2 separate regions of the Homo sapiens genome follow, and region 2 is linked to region 1. Evidence: chromatin contacts called from ENCODE Hi-C or POLR2A ChIA-PET data. All regions are on one chromosome and are shown on one strand. Each heading gives the region's core, a stretch centred on a gene start or an enhancer-like site at or near the end of the contact. The rest is flanking DNA. Distances are from core to core; before and after follow the strand shown.

Region 1 (7,476 bases), core at 2,260-4,759:
CTGCCGTCCTGGCTCTGGGGAGGGGACTGGTGGACGGGGCCAACTGCCCCAGGGAGGGTGGGAGAAGGGAGGGCCCAGCCAGCCTGGCCTGTTTCTACGAAGAAGGAAGGAGGCTGTGAACTGGGCCGCCAGCCCCGCTTACCTCTACCCTGTCTCCAGCACACCTTCCACACGCATCACCCTCAAACACGAGCAAGACACACACAGTCCCCATCTAGTGGGGGCTGCAGCTCCCCCACCCCAGGGGCTAGATGGGACTTGTGGAGAGGACACTCCCCCAGCCCTGGGGTATGTGGCATCTAGGACATGGGGTCTGCCACCTAGGTGGGGATCAGGCCTCAAGGAGCAGCTCTGATGGGGGTGCCGACTGGCACATCCTCCTCCTGCACAGAGGCCCCCAGCTGTGCTATGAGGGCGATGGTGATCCAGAGAGCACCTTGGTGGTGCTAACCCCCCACCTGCCCACCTGGCTCACAACAGCCCTGGAAACAATAAGCTTTTGTTAAGCATTGAGTTTGTAAATGTGGGGCTGCAGCAGCCCCTACCCCACCGGCCCTACCGCCCTGGCTTCAGTAGGGGGGACCCTGTCCCTGAACTGTCCTCACTCTGTTCCTGGCCCCCAGGCTCAGGTGGAGGAGGCTGTAGGTTTCCCATCAGCTGAGCCACAGCCCCGGCTTGGGTGCCCCAGTGGCCACCTCTGTCCTTGGAAAGCTCAGCTGGAAGCCCGGGTCACCCCCGGAGCCGCCACCATTTGGCCCTTCACAAGACCCAATCCAGAGGACTAACCCACCTGAACTGAGGCTTGGAGTGGGGTCTCCAGGGAAACACAAACGAAATTACACCTCCAGATGCACACTCGGCGGTGGCCCCCGAAATGCTGGGTCATGGGGTCACCTCCACTGGCCTGGTTGCTGTTCTGTGCCCAGCCTGAATACCAACCTGGTAACCATGACCTTGCCCCTGCCCAACCCCACAGTCCCCTGACCTGGTCAGCATTGTGGGGAGGGGAGGACCTGCTGGCTGGAGTGCTGGCCCTACCGCCTCTGACTCGGGTAATGGACTATGGTCCCCGGGGAAGTTCACATCTGCTTAAAATATCGCCTGATGAAATGAAATTCTTCAGCGGATCCTGCCTTCTTGCTCAGGGCAGGCAGTGTGATCCTGAACCTGCCTCAGCCACCTTGGGGGGCCTGGGACAAGCGGTCCCAGCTGTGGAGCCTGGAAGGAGGGGTTCCCAGCGCTCGGCCAAGTGTGGACAGAGGGCCGAGGCCTGGCAGTCACCTCTCATGGGGTTTTTCCTCACTAAAGACTCTCGGGAAAAGGAAGCCAGCGCTCGGCGCTCCCGCTGGGCCCGGCTCTCCGGCCTCCTGGCCAGATGGCTGCCAGGCACCACTTCTGGTCCTGAGCGGACCCGGTCCCGGGCCACCTTCCCCACCTGGCAGAGGTGGAGCCGGCGGAGAGCTGGGGCCTCTCGGAAGTTTCCAGGGCCGCGCGGGTGCGCCGAGTCCGCCTCTCGCTTGCAGCGAAGGCCCCGGCGTCAGCGCGGCCGGTTTCCCCTTTCTCGTTCCAGCTTAGGGCCCATCCTGGGCGAGGGCCTGACCTGGCGGCCCACACGCAGCCCGGTGGTCCCGACTCTGAGCAGGCCCGCGGTGCACACACAGAACCGAACCCGAACACGCACACGCACACCCCACGCGCGGAGGGCCCGCAACGCCGCGCACAGACAGCCCCTTCGCGTCGGCGGCGAAACGCCCGGTCTTGTTCGCACCAAGAGGGGTCAGAGGTCACGGGAGGCCGAGGCCGAGGGCACCCGGCAGCGGAGCGCGGCGGGAAGGGGGCGCCTCACCCAGGGGCCGGGAACGGCCGATGGCGGGGCGCAGGAGCGTCCGGCACAAACTCGGGAGCTGCTTTTCCCTGGTGCACAGAGCGCGGGGCCTACGGCCGCGGGGCAGCTGTTGGGACGAGCCGGGCGGGCCCCGAGCCGAGGGAGCGGAGCTTCGGAAAACCGCCGCGAGTCCCGCGCGCACCCGGCTCACGTTTGGGGGCTCGGCCCCGGGAGCTGCGAGGCCGGCCTGGAGGGACCCGGCCCCGGAGGCGCGGACGGAACGGCGTGGGTCGGGCGGGGACCTCGAGGGGAGCGGCCCGGGCGCCTCTTCTGCGGGTGGGCGGGCGGGCGGCCTGCAGAGGAGGGGGCGGCGGGAGCAGGCGGCGCCGATTCCGCTCCGCGCGGCGCTGGCCGCTTCGCTGCAGCCGGGGCTTCGGCGGGGCTGCGGGAGCCGCGCTGGCCGGGCCGCGGCTCCGCCTGTCCTCACCTGCCCGCCCGCCTCACCGCGGATGGCGCCGGCGACCGGGGCTGCGGGGTGCGCGCGGGCTGCTCGGAGGCGCTGTGGCGGGCGAGGGCGCGGGTGGCTGGAGCACCCGGCCCGCGGCAAGGACCGGCTGGCGGCAGGCGGGGCGCGCGGAGCCCGGGGCTCGGCCGAGACGGAGCGAAAGAGAAAGTAAGACCGAGGACCGGGCAGCCTGGCCGGGGCAGCTCTGTCCCCGCCGGGCCCGGCTGTGCCAGGCAAGCGGGTACAGAGGGGTCCACGCGGGCCCGAGGGCGGCAGCGGCGGGTCGGGAGGTGGCCGGGTGGGTCCCTCCTGTCGGAGGCACTGTCGCCCCGGCGGCCCGCGCAGGCTGCCGGCGTCCCAGAGGAGCGCCCTCCACCACGCGGGGCACAGCCGGGGATAAACTTCACGACCACAGTTCCCAGCCCGGGCAAAAGTCTCCATTTTGCTCCCCAAGTGGCTGCGGCTGTCCCGCCGTCGCCACCCCTGCCCCTGCGCCCGCGGAGCCGGGTGGGCGCCGGCCCGCGCCCCCTCCTCCGCCCCTCCCCGGCTCGGGGTCTCCCTCCTCTGCGCCCGGCTGGCGGACGCCAAAGGCGGTGCTCTAGCGCCCACTATTTCAAAAGCCCGGAATATGATTTGACCAGGACTGAGAGCCACTCGGAGAGAGAGAGGGAGAGAGCGAGCGGGGAGGAAAAAGTTGCTCTCCCCTTTCGTCAACTTTTCGCTAACTTTCACTTTTCGCTCCCCTCCACCCCCGGCCCTCCCCCTCCGCCCCCCTCCCCGGCCCCCACCGCGCGCCTCGGGTTCCCGGGCCCGAGCGCCTGACACTGGTGGGGGGGGAGGGGGTTCCGCGGGGAGGGGGCCGGCGCCTTCGGGGAGCGCGCGGCCCGGGCGCCCCGAGCCTCCGCGCCGAGCCCGGTCGCCCCGGAGCGCGGGAGGCGGAGCAGCCCCCCGGGCCGCGCGGCCGAGCCGGGGGCCCGGAGCCGCAGGCGCGCCGGCCGCGCCCCGACGCGCACCCCTGGCCCGGGCGCCCCGGCCCGGCGGCCCGGGCCCCGGCGGCGCGGCGCGGCCGAGCGCGGGAGACTTACTTTTGGCTAGCTTCCTCGCCCTCGCCTTGGATCGCATGGTGTCGGCTCGCGGAATCTCTCTCCTCCTCCTTGAGTCCAGAAGCAGCCACACACTATCTTCATCTCCCCAGCATTGTCAGTTTGGACACCTTCGCACATGCGCACAGAGCACTCAATCTGACACCCCTCGCCGGGGCCAAAAAAACTTTGCAATGTATTCATCATCCTCATCGTCGCGCCGCCGCCGCCGCCGCCGCCGCCTCGGCGCGGGATTGGGGGGCTCTCCTCGGCCTTCTCGGTCTTCGTCTCACTTATCTCTCCCCCCTCTCCCCCCCCCCCTTTTCAGCGCAGCTCGGAACTGGCCCTTTAAGAAAACATTCCGTGTTCGGCGCTCCCGCCCGGGGCCCGCACCCCGGACACTTTAAAAGGACCCAGGTGGCCCCGGAGGCGAGGTGACTATCCCCCCACCCTGCCCCTGCGTCGCGGCGCGTCGCGCTGCTGCTCCCGCCCCAGCCGGGGCCGAAGATGGGGCGGCGGCTGCGGTTTTCCACACGACTTCCTTGGATCTCGGGGCACACGCGCCGATAGTTCGGACGCGAGTCCGGGCTGGTTTTGCTCCGTTTTACTGCGTTTGATTACTAATTTAAAAGCTTTGCGTTCCCCGTCGCCCCGGCCCGCTTTTCTCCTGCATTCTCCCCTCGGCCCCCGTCCCCGCCCTGCGATCGCTGGAGGGGGCGTCGGGGCTCGCGCGCCAGAACCCGGCTCCTCCGAAGCCCCCTCCGGGCCCCACCGCCCCCCTCGCGCCTCCCGGCCCCCGCCTCCTCCCCTTCGCCCCCACCCAACGGCTGCTGCTTCGGGCTTCGCGGCTCAAAAACAACAGCGGAGGCGCCGCCAGCTCCGCGCTCCGCCACTGCCCAGGCCGGCGGGCGGCACTCGGACCCGCCGCCCTCGGTCCCTCGCGAGGCCACGGAGGCCAACACGCCTCGCACGGGGGGACAGCGCGGGGGCAGCCGTCCAAACACCAGGCGTCCTCGGCTGGTCGTCCCAGGGCGCCCGCACCTCTCCGCCCGCGCTCTCCTGCCGCCGCGCCCCCAAGGTGAGTACCCGGCTGCGCGAGCGCCCGAGCTGGGCCACCTTCGGGGACCCGGGCCACTGGGGACACTCCCCTCTGGCCTCTCGGGGCCCAGGTGCGTAGCGGGCGGAAAGGCCAGCGGCGCAGGTGGAGCAGCTCGGACGGGAGCCGACCAGACGCTTCCTCTTCCCCTGTAGCCCCCAAACTCCGAGGCGCTGCGGCGGAGGGGCCGGGCTGAGCGCAGGCAGGGTGGCCCGGGCCCAGGAGCCTGACGGCCTGAGTGCGGATTTCTCATCTGAGTATCTGGGAATCGAGAATGAATTGGAAGGAAACCGAGGCGCTGCCCTGGCCAGGTTGCTGCCCCGCACCCTTCCGGAGCACCGAAGTCCTGCCCGGCAACGGGACTTGGAGCTGCCGCAGAGTCAGCCTGAGCCCGAGGCAGGGGTCGCGCCCGCGATGCGGGGTCTCTGCGCCGCCCCGCGAGGCTCCTGGCCTTGCCCTCCCTGCCCTTTGTTGTGTAATAAGACCTGTGGCGGCTCCACTGAGACCCACACGTGCAACTCCGCGCCTCCGCGTTAAAGGAGGTGAAACGCAGCAGCCCTGAGAAACCCCGAGACCCCGGTGTCCTAGCAGAGGCGCCCCGGATGGGGAGGGGCGCGGGGCCGGCGCCACCCCAGAGGAAAAGCCCAGCGGAGCCGGGTTGGGCAGGAGCTGGCGGCGGCGGTGCGCTGGGCCTTCTGCCTTGGATCCTCCGCGGTCGGCACCGCTTCCCTGCTCAGATTCGAACCCAGATTCGGCTCCCAAGGCTCCCACGGCTCCAGGGTGCCCAGTCTTGCAGCCAGCTCGCCGCCCGAGCCCCGGATGGAGGAAGCGCTCACTGGCCGCTACCTCTGCTGTTTCTGGCACCAGGTGAGTGTCGCCTAGAGAAGGGCCATGAGCAATGGCACAGCCCCATTCCCTGCCGTCCTTTCGAGGGTCTATCGACCCCTTTACCCACCCTCCCCACACCCTGACCATCTTTCTACAGGGGTTGGGGCAGAGAACAGCTCAGTTTACAGGCCCGGCTCTGGAGGTCTTGATCTGCCTAGCCAACTAGGGCACCGCTGCAGCTTTGCACCGCCAAGGCCGGTTCTGAACCTGCTCGCCCCAGTGGGTGGGAGGTGCTGGAGCCCAGGAACACGGGCGCTGTCTTGCCTAAACCCCGCCAAGGGCAGGTTCCCAACGGTGGGCCCAACCTGGCTGGAGCTGCTGGCTAGAAAGGACTCAAGGTCACTCCCATATCTCTGCACCCAGGTCCCCCTTGCTCCTGCCTGAAGCCTCTGCAGGTTTGGGAGGAGGCCTGGGGAAGTTACTATGGTGCCTGCGAACCACTCCCACCTGCAGAGAGGGTCCCTTCCCCACCCTCACCCTGCAGCCCAGCAGAGGCCTCCTTTGCCCCTGGCCTGGAGGTAGCCAACAGATGCCAAGGTTGTGCAGTCCTGGCCTTCTTCTACGGGTGCCCCAACTCTCTCAGGCCCTCTCCCTGCCTCCTCCTCCAGCTCAGGAGGTGGTTCTCAGAACCCTGGCCAGGCTAGGACAGGACAGCCATCCCTGGCCTGTTGCCAGCCCCTAGGGAAGAAGGGCAGGAGGTATGGGAGCAAGCTGGTCTGTGCCATCTGGTCCTTGCCCTCCACCAGGCTGTTGGGTAGGGATGGGGTCATGGATCTGCCTGGGAAGGGGTAGCTGCCGGTCAAGCCTCGCCAGGGAGACAGCCGGGCTGCCTACCTGCAAGGCACTGACGCAGCCCTGGCTCCAGTGGGGCAGTGTCTCCCGAGCCTGCTCGAGGAGCCCAGGCAGGCTGTCCCCAAGGCCATGGCCCTGGCCGAGGTTGCATCCTGGCCTGGCCAGGCCCTGCCCCCGCGTGGCCAGACTTAGAAGCGGAGAGCAGGTCAGGCATTGAGGAGTCCCGTGGGGAAAAAGGGTGAAGCAGGGAAGATCAGATGCAAGTCCTCCCTGGGGCCCAGTTCTGTGTCCCTGCCTGGCAAGGGCTTTGGGGGGCTTGGAGAACAGGTAGGGCAAATGTAGGCCCAGTGGGGAAAAGGTTGATACTAAAAGGTCTAAGGGCAATTTTCAAACCAAGTCTAGCTCTGCAGAGCCTTGAGGCTGATGCCAGGCCCTGGGGCCCCTGCGCTGGGATTGTAAGTGCTGTAAGCTCATTCCTACTGACCTCCTTGGGTCGTCCAAGGACAGTGAGTGTGGGTTGGCCACATAGAGGCTCCTACACTGGACAACTGCACGCTGCTGTCGAGTTCCAAAACCAATTTCATAGCTGGGGTCTTGGAGGCTAGAGCGGGGCTTTAACCACCAACTTCTGCTGGGGTCTGGGCAGAGAGGGAGTCCATGGAAACTCGATTTCTCCATGAGCCCTGCAGACTCCCAGTGTTTCTAACGGCTGGAGACCCATGACCAGGTTAATTCCTTAGGGAAAAGGCCGGGTTTGAGAGCCAGAAATGCTGGTCCTGCCGTGCTGGAGGAAGCATCTTATTAGCGAGTAGGAGGCCCCCAAGCCCCAGGGGTTCCCCAGAAGCCCATTGAGTAGCAGAACTACCATGCCGGCCTGCCCTCCACTCCCGGAATCTACAAATGCATTCAAGGGCTAGAGGGCCCCTTCGCTTGGCCAGGCCTTGTGCCCCATGCCAACTGGCAGGGTCAGAGCAGCCCCAGCTGCCCCTACCCCCAGCCCCTCAGGCCCCAGGGAGCCCTGCTTCGGGCCGTGTGTGCAGGACAGGAGGTAGGCATGGCACCTGGCAAGATGGACTCACCTCACCAGGTTCTTTCTCTCCCACTTTCTCTCCCCTCACCTCACCCCTTTCTCTCCCACTCCTCTGTGCTTTTTGAACTTAGCCATGGGTTTTCAGATACTTGGCCTCAGGCTCTATTGAATTCCAGGTCAAGGTTTTACTGACTCCACACCCCCACCTTGTTCCTCCGGGTAGCAAAGAAGCACACAGCCTCTGGTTTACCAACGGGC
Region 2 (7,476 bases), core at 1,291-3,790, 48 kb after region 1:
ACCAACTGAAAGGCAGAGATTGGTAGGGTGGATAAGAAAACGACCCAGCTATACGCCGTCTTCACACCAGCCCCATGCTCACTTCCAACAGCATAGGTCGGTTGAAAGTGAAATGGTGGAAAAAGATGCACTTTGTGAAGATTGAAAGACACACGCATTTCAGGTAAATGGGTTTATTTCATTCAGGCTGAATTTCCTGAGTACTTTTTTCTCCTTTCTTCTTTCCGCCTGCATTGCGTCTCCCTCCCTCTTCCCTTGGCGACATGCTGGAACCCACAGTGCATGCACTTGGTAACCACATAGAACACAGGTATGGGTCCACACGAAGCAGCGGACATAGGCAAAGACATGGGGAAGGGGCGCTGTTTTCTTTTCCAAAAAACCAAGGGAAGGACCATGGCGTAAAGAGTTATCTGTATTTTCCACTTCTCTCCCAATAATATTTTGGGTTAATTCCACCACATCAATGTGGAAAAATTCCCTCCATGCATAATTTACTCAACCGTTAACATTGGTGATGGCCATTAACTTTGTTTCCAGCATTCTGCCCCCAAACAATGATGCTATAAACATCACTGAAAGTAAAAACAAACAGAAGAATCACACTTGCTAAGCAGAAGTGTTGATTCTTTGTACTTCCTTTGGGAGCAGGACCCCTGAGTTTAGAGGGCCCTAAACAAACGGTGACTTCTGTTCCCGTCTGTTCCTATCTGCTGAGAGCGGCAGCTCCACCCTGTTCAGCCGCCCGGCCTCACACAAGCAGAGCCCCGGCCCTGGCATGCTAGGTAGGGCCCACACAGGGAGGGGTTTCTTGCTGAGCCGTCAGAACCTGGTGCACGCGCTAGTCCCCACCATCCCTGCCGACTCTCTCAGCCCACCTAAGACCCTTGTTTAGAATGCGGACTCCAGCGCCCTATTCACCTGAGGCCCAGGGCCCTACTTTCATACAAACTGCAGATGGACACAGCCTGGCCTCAGCCCAGGCTTTCTTGGGAGGAAGCGAAGGGGAGCGGGTGTGGACCAAGACACTTCACAGATTCACTGTCAGGGCCAGAAATGACTCTGCCGCCCCCAAGAAGGAACTGAGCCGAGGTGGCCAGGTGTTCCGGCATTGGTCCTTTATTGAACATCCTCCCAAAGCTGGGGCTAGGGTTCACCCCCCACGGTACCCAACGAGAAGCGGCCTTCAGAAGCATCTTCTCTGCACCACGGAGGTCCCAAACTCCTTGAAGTCTGCGGCGGTGACCCACATCTGCTTGAAGCTACTCAGAGAGGTGACGATGGAGGCTCCAATCCAGGTGGAGAACCACCGGTCGGGGGGAGCCGTGATCTTGATGGGGGTGTCCTTGGAGGCCAGCTGCTCCAGCTCCTTGAGAAGCCGGTCATCCAGCCCGTGGAACAGGGTAGTGCCCCCCGACAGCACAATCTCCCCAAAGAGGATCTTCTGGATGTCGGTATCACACTTGGTGATGCTGCTGGAGACCATATTCGAGAGCCCGGGGCTCTGGCTGCCCAGCTGCTGGGGCACGAACAGGGCCTCGGGCGCCTGGTGCAGCGGGTCCCCGAGGCTGATGATGTTCCCGTCGGGCAGCTTGTACTCCCTCAGGACCTCCTCCGGCCTCCGGGAAAGCTCCTTCTCGGGCTCCAAGGCCACGTAGCACAGCTTCTTTTTGATGTCGTCCACGAGACCCTTGTCCAGCTGGCAGGGGAAGGTGTGGCCGCTGGCCAGGAGCAGCTGCATGAGGAGCTCCGTGATGTCCCTGCCCGCCACGTGGAGCTTGGTGACTGCGTGGGGCAGGGAGTAACCCTCAAAGATGGGGACAGTGCAGGTGACCGCATCCCCGCTGTCCACCACCAGGCCCGTGACACAGGCAGAGGCGTAGAGAGCCAGCACCGCCTGGTCCGACAGGTAGAAAGCGGGCACGCCGAAGTTCTCGAACATGACTTCTGCCATCTTCTCACGGTTCTCCCTGGGGTTCAGGGAGGGCTCCGTTGCAAGCAGGGGCTGGTCGCTGGGTTTCACGCCTAGCTCCCACTCAAAGAGGTGCTTCCAGAGTCTCTCCACGTCATCCCACCCTGTGATCAGGCCACGCTCGAAAGGGGAGTGCAGCTGCAGGGCCTCCTGCTTGTACAGGGCCTCCTCCCCCACAAAGTACTTCTTCTGGTTGGCCTCTGCTGAGGGAGCCTGGAATTTCAGGTGCCCCACGATGGAGCTGACCATGTGCCGGGGTCCAAACTCCCCAGACAGGCCCGCTTTGCAGAACCCCGAGCCATTGTCAAAAATCACAGCCGGGGAGTCTAAAGCGTGCGGATTAAACATGCCCGCAGCCTTCCCTTCTCAGCCTCATCAAAATAAAGACCAGCCCTCCAGGGCCGCTTTGTGATGCAATAGGGGATCCCACAGCTCTTCCCACAGCTCTCGGGGTGTCTCAAGGCAGGGCTAGCACCGTGCCCGGGAGCCCTGCATCCTCAGCCGCAGGTCTGCTCTCCCTCCAGGTGGCCTGGGCCTGCTGAGGCCTCTTCCAGGGGGCCAGGGGGTTGTCTCCTAGGTAACAATCTAGCCAAGGCAACGATTGTCCTGAGCCTCAGAGGCCCTGGGGGTGGGGCTCTGAGTCCCCCATCCCCCACAGGGTGAGGTGAGAGAGAGAGAGAGAGACAAGTGCATCCTAGGGCGGTGCTGGACAAGCCTGTGGGCTGAGGCAGAGACTTAGCTTTAGAGTGGAGAGAAGCAGCCCAGCCTGCGTGCACCCTAGAAAACCAGCTTCTCTGGCCCCTGAGCTGCAACTTCTGGGGTGACAACACTTCCCTTTGCTAAGGGGGAAAACCAAGCACCAGGTCGGAGGGGTGTTGTAAGCAGTTCTGTCCCAGCAGGCACTTAGAATGTGCTTTTGAATAGTGATTCCCCCAGGAAGCTCTCAGGGATTTCTCCTCCCTCCATCCCATTAGTCCTGGCTGTCTGTCCCACTGGGTAGACCCTATTCAAAGCCCTCTGGGCTGCTGGCCCTTTGTCCAGGAATACATCTCTGCTCTGGCTTGAGGCCAGCACCCCTCATTCCTCTCTGCAGACTCTGAAGTGCCAGCACACAACAAAGTCCAGCAGCCATAGAGTTGGGAACCCAACAGCCCTGAAGATATGGCCTGCTGGTTTCACATGGGTAGCCTGGATTGCAGCCTGTGACACCTCTCTGTGTCTATGAGCTGCCACACAGTCAGGCCACAACCACAGAGCAATGCTCAGAGGTGACCAGGCCATTAAAGGTCAAGGCCTGAGCATGACCAGGAAGGAGGCACCGGGCCAGGCCAAGGGCACCCACAACAGTGCACGCCCGGCACTCAGACCCCCGCTTTGTCTTCCGCTTGGGGAGAAAGTGGGAGGGGATCCAACCTGGGAACCAGCTTCACTTTTTTCCTAAGGAGGTTGGAGGTGGCCTTGGAGAATGTGAGGTTTATTCTACCTCTCCTGTCATATCCACAATCATGCTCCAGCCCAGCTTGGCCCCCCAGAGTTCTCCCAGAGGACGCCTCCCGGGGTCACTCCCTTCCTGGAGCCCCTCAGCTCCTGCTGGTGGCCCCCTCTGTGTGTCCTGCCTGCCCTGCTGACCCACCAGCAGGCATTAATCCGATGGTGGTGTAGACACATGTTGTAGATGGGCAGTCTAGACACGTGGTACAGACATGTGGTGTAGACACGAGGTACAGACGCATATGGATGTGCCGTGTAGATGCATGGGATAGATGGGTGGTGTAGACACGCGCGGTACACTCGTTGTTGATGTGTGGTGTAGATGTGTCTTGTTGACACGTGGTTTTGTGGGCCCCACTAATCCCTGGGTGGTAGTCAACAAAAACTTGATTATTGAAGGATTTTCCTAGAGGGGACCCCCCCAGAGGGAAACTGAGTCAAAAGCGTGCCAGGGCAGGTGTGGCTCTTAAATCTCCATTTCTCTGGAAACTGTGGCAGCCACCACACAGCTTGCTTGCAGTCGTCTCAGAGACCCCGGGCTCCCTGAGGCAGTAGGTGTGGACGGAGGCACTGACCCATGGGCACGGCCTAGGGCCCTGAGGCCTCCTTCGAAACCTGTTGACCCAGACGCTGGAGCTCCTCCCTGCCCACATCAAGGTCACCCCGCAGGTCCTGCTGAAGGTCACCTGAGGCCTGTGCTGGGGGACACGGAGAGTGTCCCGGGGCAGGGGCAGGCACCATCCCGACCCTGCTCCTGTTCGATAGCAGGCACGGGCAGAGGGTGCCCCCCTTGAACGCCATCTTCCAGGGGCAGGCGCCATCCCAACCCCGCTCCTGTTCGATAGCGTGCACGGGCAAATGGTGCCCCCCTCGAAGGTCATCTTCCAGGCAGGTCCCAGGCTGCGAGGTGACTCATCCTCCAATGCCTTTCTGGCTGTCCCATGCAGCCACATTCACAACAGAAGGACCACCCTGCGCGGGAAGGGTTCCCTCCTCGCTGAACTAGGAGACCACAGGCGCCAGTCCTGGGAAATACAAGTGGGCCCATCCCTGCTGACCTGCACAACCTGGGGTCCTGGCAGAGGTGTGGCTGTCCACAAGGCTGGCCCTTTGAAGCCCTGGGACAGGATCTGGGAGGCTCTCTCCTGGCTCTGCAGAGGGGCAAGGTCCCTCTCAGTCACATGCCCTGCTGAGCACTGGCTCAACATCAGCCGATGCTACCAGAGATGGCCCCAGATGGGCACCAGGTTTACCCAGGAGGGCGAGAGAGTGCCGCTCAGGGATGGTACGTGCCCCCCCGGCTGAGCCCTCTCTGCCCACAGCCCCCGGCTAAGCCCTGTCTACCTTGTAGAGATGGCCTTGGCCTGGGAAGGGCCCGCAAGGCTGGGACGACTAAGCCTGCTGTGTTGTCTCCCAGACCCCGGCTCTGCACAGTCCAGGTCCACCACCAACCTGTGGGGATTGCTAAGGTTTCGAGTCTCACATTTTGGGGAGAGCATTCCCTGGCTGGCTGCTGCGCCTTGGGGTTCCAGCCTGCAGCCATCACAGAGGGTCTGCATCCTTGGTTCTCAGGTGTGGCTGGAAGTGCGTCAGTGTCGCCCAATACTCGGGGCTGAGCTGAGAGGAACGTGCTCCGATGCTTTCTAGATTTTGGCTCTGCCGGTGGCCACAGTGGGAGGCAGTGGCAATGCTGGTGCGGAGGGCTCTTGGGTCAGGCACACAGATGCTTTGAGGTGGCCCTGGGCGGGCTGGGGTCTTGGGCATTTGCAGGCAGGACAGAGGAGGAGGCAGACGCCGCTAAGCCTGGGCTGCTGAGCTCCCGGTGGGGTGTTGTGGGGCTTCTGAGGTTCCTCCATCCCCTGTTGCTGTCACAAGGCACAGTCACAGCACCCCGGGCACAGCCTCTTACCCTTGTGCATGTCCTGCAAAAACACACAGGCCCCCGCCCCCGCCCTCCCCGGCCCGGCTGCTTCCCCAGCCTCCACATTAGGTCTGGGACTTTCCACCTATTTTCAGCTCTTCTCGGTCCCTCCATGACCCCTGCCAGTCCCCGTTTTGGAGAAGACAAGGGCATACCCCCAAGTACACAACTGGGAAAGCCGGGGCACTGGCAGCACAGTGGCCCTGGGCCAGGTCCTTTTTTCCCTAAATGTTTTCACTGTCCCTGCTGAGCCTGGGAGAAGTGGTGCCCTTGGCCTTGGGTCTGGTGCCCTGACCCATCCTGGTAACTCAGGAGAGTCGTGGCCGAGATGCCACATGCCCGGCAGAGCAGGCCCTTCGAAGCCCACCACATTGCTGTTTGTCTATTTGGGAGAAGCAATTGGCAGGCAGGGTGGTCTTGCCCTAGTTACCATCGGGATGCCTGGACACCCGGGGCGACGCTGGCTCCGTCACCGTCGTATCTGGGTTTGCTGTTGGAGCCGAGAACCTCAGGGGCAAGGCCTGGCTCAGGGCCCTGCCGCTGGCTCGGTAGACGCTTCTGTCCTGGCTGCTCAGTGTCTCACTGGGCTGAAGAATTGTCTGCCATGTGGGCAGAGCCAGAAGAAGCAGGAAGGACCCTGAAGACCCTACCACCAAGGAGGCCTGGCCACTGTCTGGGGCTGGCACCACGTGGCCACTGAGAAGATCCAGTGGGTTTAAGAGCCACAGCCTATGTGACATTCTACTGGTTTCCAGCTGTCCCCAGGGCAGAAGTTCCTCCCTGTGGTTCTCGGTTCTCAGGTGCCTGGGAACCTCGGCCTCTTCCCATCAGCGGTGCGAGACACCGTGCTCACCATCCATGAGGAAACACCTTCGACCCTCTGACTACTTGTGTCTGCACCTCCTGGAGGTACCCGTGTGAGACCCACAGGGGTCCCTGTCACCTAGGGGATTTGATGTCCAACTGGACAGAAACCCCAGTAGCTGAGCGGTCTTGGAGCTCATGGGGAGCGCTGGTGGCGAAGGCTGTTATTAACACAAGGACGTTCTCCTTTCCCTGCTCCAATTAGAGGCCACGGTTCCGCCTTGGTCCACCCCCACCCGCGCTGAGCAAGCCTCATAAATCACTTGAACAAGTTTATGGGTGAGCTGGCTGCACCGCCAACCCCCTCCAGGGCAGGGCTCACCCTGAGATGATTCTGGGGTCATCATTTCGTCCTACACAGAAAGCCTCATTCTTCCTTCTGCTGGAGTAGTTGTGCCCAGCACAGCCGCCTCCCACTCCGCCAGCACCCCCCACCCACCTCCCATCCCCGGGGAGGGGCCCTGAGACTGCAGCTGGAGGTGGATGGACGTGGGTGTCCCCGGGAAGCTGTCAGGCATTTGAGCTTGGAGTGGGCAGCCCTGTATCTGCTGGGCACCCCCTGCCCCCACTAGCCTGGCTTAGGGTGCCCCGGTCACCGAAAACCTGGGCGAGGGGCCTCTCTGTCGGCCCCATTGTCCCTGGTTCCATCTGTCAGTGGTGGACAGAGCCTCAGCCAATTATTGACCAGTGGACTGGGCTCATCAGTGCCGGCCCTACATCTGGTGGCCAGATCCCTCTGGCTGAGGGTTCCACGCCAGTGTCAGTAGTGAAGGAACAGGGCGACTCTTGGATGGCAGGAGGTGCGCTGTCCTCAAAAGAGTGAGGAGGGTGTGGGGAGCACAGGGCCCACGAGCGGCCACAGGAGGATCCAGTACGGCTGCTCCTCCACCTCTCTGCCCGTCACCCCAGAAGGGCCCAAGCCCCAGCATTCTCCCCCGCAGCTCAGCGCTTGTGAGTCCCTAAGATGGAATCCGAGTCCCCTCCATCCACCTACCCACGCATCCACCCACCCAGTATCCATCTTTCCAGCCATACTTCATGTATCCAGCCTTCCTCCCTCCCCTGGCTCCCCTCTCTCCTTCCCTTCCTCTCTCCTTTCTCCCTCCCTCATTCCCTTCCTCTCCCCTCCCTCCCTCTTTCCCTTCCTCTCCCCTTCCTCCACCCCTCCCTCTTTCTCTTCCTCTCCCCTACTCCCTCATTCCCTTCCTCTCTCCTCCCTCCTTCCTTT

What was found. Hi-C counts contacts between places; a loop is a spot of excess contacts on that map. ChIA-PET counts read pairs that join two places held with the same protein, here RNA polymerase II (POLR2A). Pooled maps may share reads with other maps.
Region 2: a loop to region 1 is called in a map of naive thymus-derived CD4-positive, alpha-beta T cell, with 2.5 times the contacts of the local background. The contact joins the promoter of ACTRT2 here to the promoter of PRDM16 in region 1. A Hi-C loop is called at or near these places in 4 of 168 maps with a recorded cell type or tissue (aorta, ascending aorta, heart left ventricle and 1 more) and 10 of 50 pooled maps. POLR2A ChIA-PET finds 5 or more read pairs at or near these places in 1 of 52 experiments (endothelial cell of umbilical vein).

What each region holds. Positions count from the first base shown.
Region 1 is chr1:3,065,236-3,072,711 of GRCh38, reverse strand. PRDM16 (PR/SET domain 16) reads right to left here and starts at 3,509. Exons shown (of 17, transcript NM_022114.4): 1 at 3,416-3,509. The coding sequence starts at 3,452. LOC124903827 (translation initiation factor IF-2) reads left to right here. Exons shown (of 5, transcript XM_047436614.1): 1 at 1-2,498; 2 at 3,741-4,490; 3 at 4,664-5,375. The coding sequence starts at 849. The coding sequence ends at 3,764. PRDM16-DT (PRDM16 divergent transcript) reads left to right here and starts at 4,987. Exons shown (of 6, transcript NR_015440.1): 1 at 4,987-5,375. It also overlaps the pseudogene LOC100420339. RefSeq lists enhancers at 1-33, 4,616-5,190.
Region 2 is chr1:3,016,531-3,024,006 of GRCh38, reverse strand. ACTRT2 (actin related protein T2) reads right to left here and starts at 2,540. Exons shown (of 1, transcript NM_080431.5): 1 at 1,104-2,540. The coding sequence starts at 2,320. The coding sequence ends at 1,187.